Regions from separate parts of the Homo sapiens genome. Here region 1 is linked to region 2. A link is an interaction called in ENCODE POLR2A ChIA-PET data of the cell type or tissue named here. Cell type or tissue: CD4-positive, alpha-beta T cell. All regions are shown on one strand. Links, peaks and the distances in the headings refer to the core of each region. The heading gives the core; the rest is flanking DNA.

Region 1 (5,372 bases), core at 199-5,198, 54 kb after region 2:
CAGTATAAGCTATCCTTGTGGAATGACATTAGAAAAATCTTTTTTGTTTTTTTGAGATGGAGCCTCGCTCTGTCACCCAGGTTGGAGTGCAGTGGTGTGATCACCCTAGACCTCCAGGGCTCAAGCAATCCTCCCACCTCAGCCTTACAAGTGGCTGGGACTACAGGCGCGTCCCATCACACCTGGCTAATTTTTGTATTTTTTGTAGAGACGGGGTTTTCCCAAGTTGCCCAGGCTAATCTCGAACTTCTGTGCTCAAGTGATCCACTCTCCTAGGCCTCCCTAAGTGCTGGGATTACAGGCATGAGCCACTATGTAGCCACCGGCCTAAAAAAAACCTTACTGCAAAATGTGAGATGATCATCAATAATCCACTGAAATAAGTTTAAAAACAGAATCCTGGCCGGGCGTGGTGGTTCACACCTGTAATCCCAGCACTTTGGGAGGATGAGGCAGGCAGATCACTTGAGGTCAGGAGTTCGAGACCAGCCTGACTAACATGGTGAAGTCCCAACTCTACTAAAAATACAAAAATTAGCCGGGCGTGTTGGTGGGCACCTGTAATACCAGCTACTTGGGAGGCTGAGGCAAGAGCATCGCTTGAACCCAGGAGGCTGAGATTGCAGTGAGCCGAGATTGCACCATTGCACTCCAGCCTGGGCAACAAGAGCAGGACTCTGTCTCAAAAGAATAAAGAATAGGCCGGGCACGGTGGCTTACAAGGTCAGGAGATCAAGACCCATCCTGGCTAACATGGTGAAACCCTGTCTCTACTAAAAATACAAAAAATTAGCCAGGCATGGTGGCATGCACCTGTAGTCCCAGCTACCTGGGAGGCTGAGGCAGGAGAATTACTTGAACCCGGGAGGCGGAGGTTGCAGCGAGCTGAGATCGCGCCACTGCACTCCAGCCTAGGCAACAGAGTGAGACTCTGTCTCAAAAAATAAAAACAGACAAACAAAAGAAAATAAACAAAATTAAAAAATTAAAGAATTCTAACATGAAAATAAGTGTTACAGTTCAGTTACCAAGACAATCTGTTAACTTAGGATTTATCTCGAGACATGCAGGCAAAAACAGAGATTGTTTATTATAGAAAGAAACTCACAAGTTCAATTTCTAAAAGTAACTCTACTCTTTAGATCAAAAAACGTTCCTGGAATCAGAAGTGACTAAGGTTGGGAAAACACCAAAACTGTTCTAACTTCCCTTAAACTATCATAGTTCAAGCATTTGTGAAACTTTTCTCAAATCTCTATCATTTTAAAAGAAAAAGTCCTGTTGTTTATCACTTGCTGTGTATCAAGTGTTCTTTCCTTTTATTTGTTCTAAAAGTGTTCTTTTTGGAGATGGAGTCTCACTCTGTCGCCCAGGCTGGAGTGCAATGGCGTGATCTTGGCTCACCACAACCTCTGCCTCCCGGGTTCAAGAGATTCTCCTGCCTCAGCCTCCTGTGTAGCTGGGATTATAGGCGTGCACCACTGTGCCCAGCTAACTTCTGTATTTTTAGTAGAGACAAGGTTTCACCATATCGGCCAGGCTGGTCTTGAACTCCTGACCTCAGTGATCCGCCCACCTCAGCCTCCCAAAGGTTGGGATTATAGGCGCGAGCCCCTACGCCCGGCTTTAAAAGCGTTCTTTTAAGTGTCAGGAAGTACAAATCATAAACACAATTAGTTGTTTCCTTTTTCCACTCCCCACTCTGAATTGAAGACTTTTCATACTCAGTCCCAAGTCCTTCAAAAGTGCCAATGGCTTGCTTCCAGCATTCCTTCAGTCAAAACAATGCAATTAACATTACTAACATTATATGAAAATACTTAAACTAAAGTAGTCACAAAGCAGAAGTAGTCACAAAGATTCCATGAACTATTTAACAAAGGAAACCATGACCTTAACTTCCTAAAAAGGCTTGCTTACCGTCTATTTTGTTAGAGCTGTAAACAACTGTGTTTGCTGCATGAGTGTATCTGATGAGGTCCACACCATATTTCTTACTGTACAGGGTTCTCTTTGGTCTGATAAGAAAATAGAGACAGAAAATCATGAACATTCTCCATCATCAAAATCTGGGATCTCCACATAAAGAGAAGCACTTGAATGATGTGGCAAAGGTGAGGATTTTTGGTAAGTTCTAACACTGGAAAGAAACAACTTCTTCCAAAAGGGAAAAAACAACGCTCAAGCAACAGCCATCTGAAGAAGCTTTCCACCTTAGAACACCTAGTGGCAAGGTTAGGTGGGAAGTAAAAGTAAATCTGGGGATTCAATTCAGTCTTTACTACAATGTTCAAAAGCTTTGAGAAAAAATACAATCATGTGCCATGTGATGACATTTTTATCAACAACAGACAGCACATAGGGTAATGGTCTCATAAGATTATAATAGAGCTGCCCTCTACAACCGATGTTTCATTTTTTAAATCCCTTAAACTGTTTTACGGCACCTTTTCTATGTTTAGATACACAAACACTTAACGCTATATTATAATTGCCTACAGTATTCAGTACTGTAAAATGCTGTACAGGTTTGTAGCCTAGGAGCAATGGGCCATACCAAACAGCCTAGGTGTGTGCAGATTATACCGTCAGGTTTGTGTAAGTACACTCTATGATGCTGCTGCAACAAAAACTCACGTGATGATCCCCATCTAAGTGATGCATGGCTGTACATCTACTTGGGAAGAAAGGCACACAAAACAAGTCTTAACTTACAACAAAGAGGGATATGAGAATATGTCAAACCCAAGAGGCCAAACTTTTCTTCTCAAGACATCCATTTAGAAAGAAGCTCTGTGTTTTTTTTTTTCAAGACGGCAGTGATTCCTCAAAACTGAAACCAGATGCAAAACTGCTTGCCTTTGCTAATGTAACCTGCTCTTGCAGAAGACATCCATCCTTCCTATCCTACAGGTCAAAAGCGCTTGCTGAGCCTTTTAGAAGGCAAGCCTAACTTTCTCTAGCAAAACCAGTTAAATAGTTCCTTTGCTTTTACTTTAAAGCAAAATCACACATTTCTGGCCACAAGGTGGTGGCTCACATCAGTCATCACAGCACTTTGGGAGGCCGAGCCAGGCAAATCACCTGTAGTCAGAAGTTCGAGAGCAGCCCAACATGGTGAAACCCCGTCTCTACTAAAAATACAAAAATTAGCCGGGTGTGGTGGCACACACTTGTAATTCCAGCTACTCAAGAGGCTGAGGCAGGAGAATTCCTTGAACCCAGGAGGCAGAGGTTGCAGTAAGCCAAGATCGTGCCACTGCAATACAGCCTCTGCGACAGAGTGAGACTCCACCTCAATAACAGACAAAAAATCACACATTTCCAAGCTAGAGGTTATCAATCTCCATTTGTTGAAGTTCCTTAAATGTCTCCCTTTACAGAACCTTGAAGAGCAAGGCTAAAACTGGTCTCAACAGAACCTTTAACCAAAAACTCTAACACATACTGGTTAAGTTAGAAAAATTTTAGGCTGGGCGTGGTGGCTCACGCCTGTAATCTCAGCACTTTGGGAGGCCGAGGAGGGTGGATTGCCTGAGGTCAGGAGTTTGAGACCAGCCTGGCCAACATGGCGAAACGCTATCTCTACTAAAGATACAAAAATTAGCTGGGTGTGGTGGCCCACGCCTGTAGTCCCAGCTACTCAGGAGGCTGAGGCACGAGAATCACTTAAGCCTGGGAGGCAGAGATTGTAGTGAGCTGAGATCGCGCCACTGCACTCTAGCCTGGGCAACAGAGCAAGACTCCATCTCAAAAAAAAAAAAAAGAAAAATAAAAATTTGAGACTTAAATATCTATGTAAATCTAGATTCAAATGCTAAAATAACTCTCCAATACGATCAACTGAAAAAACAGGAAAGCCTTTAACATAATGTCCTACATTTAGTTCTTTAGAAAGATTTCATAAATCCTGTACTAATGTTAACCAAGAGTTCCAATTTATGAAAAGGAAAGCTAATCCTCTCAATGTAAAATCCTCTCAGAATCTAGGTACTAAACAATCACGACTCAAGCAGTCTTTAAGAAGTCAGTTATTTGCACTTTCAATTTTTGTTAAAGTGAGGCCAAGGGCTTCCCTACATGAAACCCATTTCCAACAGACTTCTCACTACAAATACACTGGATTTTCCACATTCTTACCTTTACTGAAATAACACTTCACTCCTAAAAAGATCAGCAAAGGCTACTTTGCCAAGTGCACTGTCTGGGGTTCTGATGTGGGGTTACTGTGTGGTAACCAGTGAGGCAGTCTCAGTGTGTGGCTGTATACTTACTCTCTACATAGTTGACTCTGCTACCAGTGGAAGAAGTTTATATCAGTTATTTCATCCCATCTACAATAGCAAAGACAGAAACTGGCCGGGCGCAGTGGCTCACGCCTGTAATCTCAGGCTTTGGGAAGCCAAGGTGGGTGGATCACCTGAGGTCAGGAGTCTGAGACCAGCCTGGCTAACAGGGTGAAATCCCATCTCTACTAAAAATTAAAAAAATTAGCCAGGTGTGGTGGTGGGCACCTGTAATCCCAGTTACTTGGGAGGCTGAGGTAGGAGAATCACTGGAACCCGGGACATGGAGGTTGCATTGAGCCAAGATCGCGCCATTGTACTCCGACCTGGGCAACAAGAGCGAAACTCCGTCTTAAAAAAAAAAAAAGACAGAACATGAAGAGCCAACTCTAACTTGACAAGTTGAAAGAGAATAGTGTAAGGAAAATTTCTGGTTCCACTTAGATCTGGTCTATTTGTCTCAAATTTATCAAAAACACTAACCTGAGATTTTTTTTCCTGATAACAGAAATCTACTGCCTCATTTCATTTCCCAATTTGATTTTTATTATTTTTATGTTTTTGAGACATTCTCGCTCTGTTACCCTGGCTGGAGTGCAGAGGCACGATCTCGGCTCACTGCAACCTCTGCGTCCCCGGTTCAAGCAATTCTCCCTGCCTCAGCCTCCTGAGTAGCTGGGATTACAGGCCCCTGCCACCAGGCTCAGCTAATTTTTGTATTTTTCTGTATAGACAAGGTTTCACCACATTGTCCAGGCTGGTTTTGAACTCCTGACCCAGGCGATCCACCCGCCTCGGCCTCCCAAAGTGCTGGGATTACAAGTGTGAGCCACCACACCTGGACTCATTTCCTAACTTGAAAGCAAGATTATACTGTACTGCATCCATGTGGGTCTTACAAAATACATGCACAACATTTTTCAAATATTTTGGTAAGCTTCCTTCCTCAAACTATAATTCTGGTGATCAAGCATCAACAAGGAAAATAATATTAACCTTTCACTTTGAGTAATTTGCTTCACCTACCACAAACAATATCCTTTATACTCTTCCAAATTGAAATATCACTCAATGGGCGAACTCCAT
Region 2 (5,372 bases), core at 281-5,280:
ACACCTGTAATCACAACACTTGGGAGGCCAAAGCAAGAGGATCACTTTAGGCCAGGAGTTTGAAGCTGCAGTGAGCCATGATTGCTCCACTGCACTCCGGCCTGGGTGACAGAGCAAGACTGCCTCTGAAATAAAAAATAATAATTGTCATCATCCCTTTAAGTTCAGTCTGTATTCTAGGAATGAATAAACTGAATGAAGTACTGGAGCTCTGGTAATGGCTTCAGAGGAGGAGCAGCAGAACCTCCCACTGCTTGAGCCCTGCTACCTCCTTAATGCCTACTGTATCCAGTGGCTGACCCAGCCGCACCCGGCAACTGAACAGTTTTGAAAGAGTGACACCACCTTGGCGGCCGGTTTCACTTTAAACTTCTCACTTCACATCTTCAATGGACAGTCAGTGCTGCCCAGCAGTCCTGCTACAGCTGCCTCCCCCTGACTTTCCCTTTCAGCTACTGCCTTGACCCCATTCTTCCCTGTGAAAGTCTGGGCGTCAGAAGACTGGCTTGTCTGTCACCACCCTGTCCTCCAGCCTGTCAGCTTCCTGCACCTGTAGTTGTGTCCCATCCAGCAAAGGCAGAGGGGTTTGTGCTCCTCATCCTGCCTCTCTCCGTTTGTATTTCAGGTCCTGTTGTTTCTTGCATGGTCCTGCAGCCATCTCTTTGCTGCAGAATTTCTCCCCCTCTGCTGGTTCATTCTCCTTGGCCTGCAGAGGCTTTGTCCCCCTTCTGAAAAATAAGCTCTCTCTGTCCAGACCCCCTTCTTGCTGCCCCTGCCCCTCTGTGCTGCCCCTGTTCTAAGCAGTTGCCCTTTCATCCCTGTTCTCTAGGAAGGCTGCTCGTCTCTCACATCTGTCTCTATCTTGCCAAGTCCGGTGGCCAGTTCTGTCTTCCTTTGGTGGATCTCAGTGGTATTTGCAGTGGTTGTCCTTGGCCTTTTTGAAGCTTCTCCTCTAAGCGTCTGTGCCACTAACCTCTGCCGATTGTTCTCCCCCTGCCCCATGAGCTGGTTCTTGTTCCATTTGGGTGGGTCTTGCTGTGAATGTTGACGGCCCCACCAGGCTCGTCTCTTAACTGTACTCAACTCCCCCACCCCACAGAATCTCTCGCAGCCTGGGCTTTGAGCTGCATCTGTGCACTGCCATCTCTGCCTGGGTGTCAAACAGGTACCTCCAACCACACAGGCACGGAGGGCACCCAGGGTCTGCTGCCCCTCGCTGCCTGGTCTTCTTCTTGCCTTCTCATCTGCCCAGGCACCCAGACCTCTCCTGTGGAAATCAGCCCTTTCCCTCACATGCACACTACTAGCAAGTCCTGTAAGTTCCACCTCTGAAGTGCATCTCAGGCCCGGCCACATCTCATCCCCTCCTCTGCCGCCACCCTCATCATGCCACCATATGGCATCTGCCCAACTCACCCCAAGAGCAGCCTTCCTAGAGAAGATCTTTTAAAAATAAAATCAGATCATGTCCCTACCCTGCAGAAAACTTTCCTGGGTCTTCCAGTCACAATCCGGTTAAATTCTAAATTCAGGCTGGGCATGGTGGGCATGGTGGCTGATGCCTGTAATCCCAGCCTGTAATTCCAGCACTTTGGGAGGCTGAGGTGGGAGAATTGTTTCAGCCCAGGAGTTTGTGAGAGCAGCCTGGGCAACAATGGGAAATCCTCTCTCTACAAATAATTTAAAAATTAGCCAGGTGTGGTGGTGCACACCTGTAGTCCAGCTGCTCGGGGGAGGCTGAGGTGGGAGGATCGTTTGAGCCCAGGCAATCGAGGCTGCAGTGAGCTGAGACTGCATCACTGCACTCCAGCCTGGGAGACGGAGCGAGACCCTGACTCAAAAACCCTAGGCCAGGCATGGTGGCTCACACCTGTAAGTAATCCCAGCACTTTGGGAAGGCAAGGCAGGTAGATCACTTGAGGTCAGGAGTTCGAGACCAGCCTGGCCAAGATGGTGAAACCCCATCTCTACTAAAAATACAAAAAATTAGCCAGGCGTAGTGGCATGCACCTGTAATCCCAGCTACTCGGGAGGCTAGGCAGGAGAATCACTTGAGCCCAGGAGGTGGAGGTTGCAGTGAGCCGAGATCATGCCACTGCACTCCAGCCTGGGTGACAGAGTGAGATTCCATCTCAAAACAAAACAAAACCCTAAGCTCCTCACACAGGCTGACAAAGTTGGGATCAAGGTCCCATCCAGTTCTCCAGACCCGTCTCCCATCCTACCCTCGTTTGTTCACTGTGGGCCTCAAATACCTAGGTTCTCTGCAACTTCCAGGCCCTGGTGTGAGCCATTCTTTCTCTGCCAGTATGCTTCTCCCCTGGATCATGGTGTGGCTGCCTCTCTTCACTCAGACAAGGGTCCCCAAGGAGACCATGCTGAGCATGCCGGCTAAGGCAGACCGTCTTGCAGTCTCACCATTGCTTGGCCTCTGACATGATGCCCTTCAGAGCTCTGGTCACCACCCACAATGACTTTTCCCCTGCTGGCCATTTGCCCTGTTGTAATGTCATCTCCCTGAGGACAGGTGCCCTGTATTCTCACTTCCGTGTCCTTAAAGTCCAGCACAGTGCCTAATACATAGTGGATGCTAAACAAATGTGTACTGAATGAAAGAAAAAGAAACCCAATGGCAACAGGTCAAGTTTACTAGAAAGACTGAGACAGCTGAAGCAAAACCAAGCAGCTGGAGTTGAGCAGAGTCCTTTGACCTCGCCTCCCTTCTCGTAGCTCTAGAAACGGCAGCTGTGTTTTCTCCTCTCTGTACAGAGTTGGGCTGGCACCCCTTCCCAGGAAGCTGGCAGTGGGCCTGGGGCACACACCCTCAGAGCTCGGCTGAGTCACACTCCCATCAGATAAAACCATACACCTAGGCAGGCTACAGGGCTTGATGGAAACCACATCACCTCGGAATCATGATTCAGTTCCTTCCTGCTCAGGAAACGAGCCTCGCTTAGCATTCCTGGCTCTGCTGCCTCACAGGAGCTTTCAGGGCTTTCCATTGTCCCTGTCATTCCCACGCCCAGGACTCCATCACCTCCCTTCCTTCAAATGGGATTGTTCTCCTCCAGCTGGGGTAATGTTGCTACCTGAATGCTTAGGAAGATCCACTCTTCCTTCGTAAGACCCAGAGCCAGCAGAAGCAAGGCCCTCAGGTGCATGTGCCCCTCCCTGCTTCTTGGGGTTATGAGAACGAAGGACCGGGTGATCTGCAGGAAGTAGGCGGGATTCGTGAACTGCTTAAAAATGGAAGTTTGGGCCGGGCTCCATGGCTCACGCCTGTAATCCCAACACTCTGGGAGGCCAAAGCAGGTGGATCACTTGAGGTCAGGTGTCCGAGACCAGCCTGGCCAACATGATGAGACCCCATCTCTACTAAAAATACAATAAATTAGCCAGGCGTGATGGTGCGCACTTGTAATCCCAGCTACTTGGGAGGCTGAGGCAGGAGAATCGCTTGAACCCGGGAAGCGGAGGTTGCAGTGAACCAAGATCACACCACTACACTCCAGCCTGGGTAACAGAGCGAGAGTCCGTCTTACAAAAAAAAAAAAAAAGAAAGAAAAGAAAGGAAGTTTGGCTTTTATAAGCAACTCTAGTGTGAAACTACGATGTCATGAAAGTTCTCTAAGGATATTTAGAAGCTGACGGCATTAAATAAGGTGTCCTAAAGGGAAAAGGGCAAACTGTATTTGAAATCTTAGTGAACAGACATTCCTCTCCTTGAAGTTTTCCTCTATCAGGTTGCCTGAGTCTCATGCCTGCTCCTCTACTTCCTTGTGCTGGGAAGCACTCTCTGCTCCCCAACACGAGGGGATAACACCAGGTCCATGGACTTTCCCAGGAGCCCTGGTCCTGCTCCCAGAGACAGCTACTGTCCCAGCTGCATGTGCCTCTGATGCAACCACATCTGAACCCTGTCAGTGCCCTGGGAGGCACTGGGTGGAGAGAGAAACACTGAAGCCACATCAGTTGAGGGTCCTGCGTGTAAATCCCATCACCTAATAATAACTGAGGCCCTGCTCAGTGTTTCAGACCCTTACCCATAGTGTACGAATCCCTCCAACGTCCTGCAGAGTGGCGCTGCTCATTCCCATTTATAGAGCGAGCAAGCTGAGGCTCCAGTAGGGGAGGTCACCTGCCTGAGACAATCCAAATGGCAGAACTGGCAGGCAAGCCCAGGCAATCTGGCCTGAGTCCTGTCTCTTTCCTGGCCGTGCTGATGGGCAAGGATGGCCGCCGTGTGGAGGAGAGAACCTGGAGCCATCTCTGAGTACCCTTCCTGACTACAATGCAGAGGGCGCCGCCTCCCACCCAGCCCCACCCTGGCCCAGCTCCAACCACTTCCTGCAGGACCTGAGATAGTGGTGCGCGGCTTCTCTGATCACGTAGACAGCACAGAGCCAAGTGCCACAGACCCCCAGACTCACCTGAGCCGAGCCCAACAGCCCCCTACCATGGCCCGTGTGCTTCCTCTCCAAATGCTCTCCTGAATCTCCAGCCCCAAAAGCATCAGGGCTGTGAGCGTGGGTGGGGGGTGGGGAGATGGAAGGTCCACCAGGAACTGCTGGAGGGTGGGCCTGGCAATCCCAAGACAGGCAGGTTTGCCTTGCCTCCCACATGCAAAATATGGTTCCCTGAATGGGATTCTGTTTCCAGCTTCCTGTCCCTGCCCCTGATTGTGGCCAGAATAGTCTCAGAGCCACTCAACAGTGGACTTCCCTAGACTCCAGCCAGGGGGAAAAGACTATTGTTTTCTTTTCTCTGCAGGCAGCCAAGGAAGGATGACAGGTTGGGTCAGAGCCCACGTGGGGCACAGGGCTTCCGATTGGTAGGTCAGAGACCCTCCTTCTTTCAGATGAGCAGATAACAGGGATCTACAGCCCACCACAGGAGCCCCTGTACCCAAGTCAGAAAGAGGACGGCAGCATAGACTTCCCCCACAGCCATGCCCTGGGGAGTAGGGCAAAAGCAACCCTCCAAGGGCTGCCATGATGAGCCCACCAAGTTAGCTGTCTGCTGCCAGCTCTAGCTCTCCCCTCCAGAGGCCCTGAGTGGACAAGCAGATCTCAAACTGGCCTGGACCGGCCAAACCGGGCCCCAGCTCCAACCTGTCAGCCTGCATATTTCTCCCCTGCTCCTCAAAGGGCAGTTTTGGCTGTGGTAATGGTGTAGGCTGCCAGCCCAAGAGAGGGCCCCTCAGGGGCTCCAGGCCTGACGCTCCTCATGGCTCCACACACAGTGTGGAGGAGATCCTGCTGAGGACAGACCCTGACCTCTCCAAACACTGGTCATTGGGGCTCCCAGCTCTATCCTGAAATGTACACTATCACATATAGAAGCCGGGTGCAGTGGCTCACACCTGTAATCCC

Evidence for each region. ChIA-PET counts read pairs that join two places held together with the same protein. Peaks named below come from ENCODE experiments on the same cell type or tissue, not always from the same donor. Only the 100,000 strongest peaks of a DNase experiment are listed, where the experiment ranks them.
Region 1: POLR2A ChIA-PET joins it to region 2 with 6 read pairs; 21 of 35 experiments call an interaction of 5 or more read pairs at or near these places.

The regions. Positions count from the first base shown.
Region 1 is chr3:52,268,792-52,274,163 of GRCh38, forward strand. WDR82 (WD repeat domain 82) reads right to left here. Exons shown (of 9, transcript NM_025222.4): 2 at 1,921-2,018. Among named protein-coding and RNA genes, the nearest start is that of MIRLET7G, 3.1 kb to the left of the region's middle. In CD4-positive, alpha-beta T cell, for the core only: no CTCF peak of the experiment used is centred there; DNase peaks (open chromatin) are centred at 2,980 and 4,240; H3K4me3 peaks cover 3,247 bases; H3K27ac peaks cover 4,839 bases.
Region 2 is chr3:52,214,385-52,219,756 of GRCh38, forward strand. No RefSeq gene overlaps it. Among named protein-coding and RNA genes, the nearest start is that of TLR9, 8.6 kb to the right of the region's middle. In CD4-positive, alpha-beta T cell, for the core only: no CTCF peak of the experiment used is centred there; DNase peaks (open chromatin) are centred at 2,857, 3,157 and 4,347; H3K4me3 peaks cover 837 bases; H3K27ac peaks cover 4,485 bases.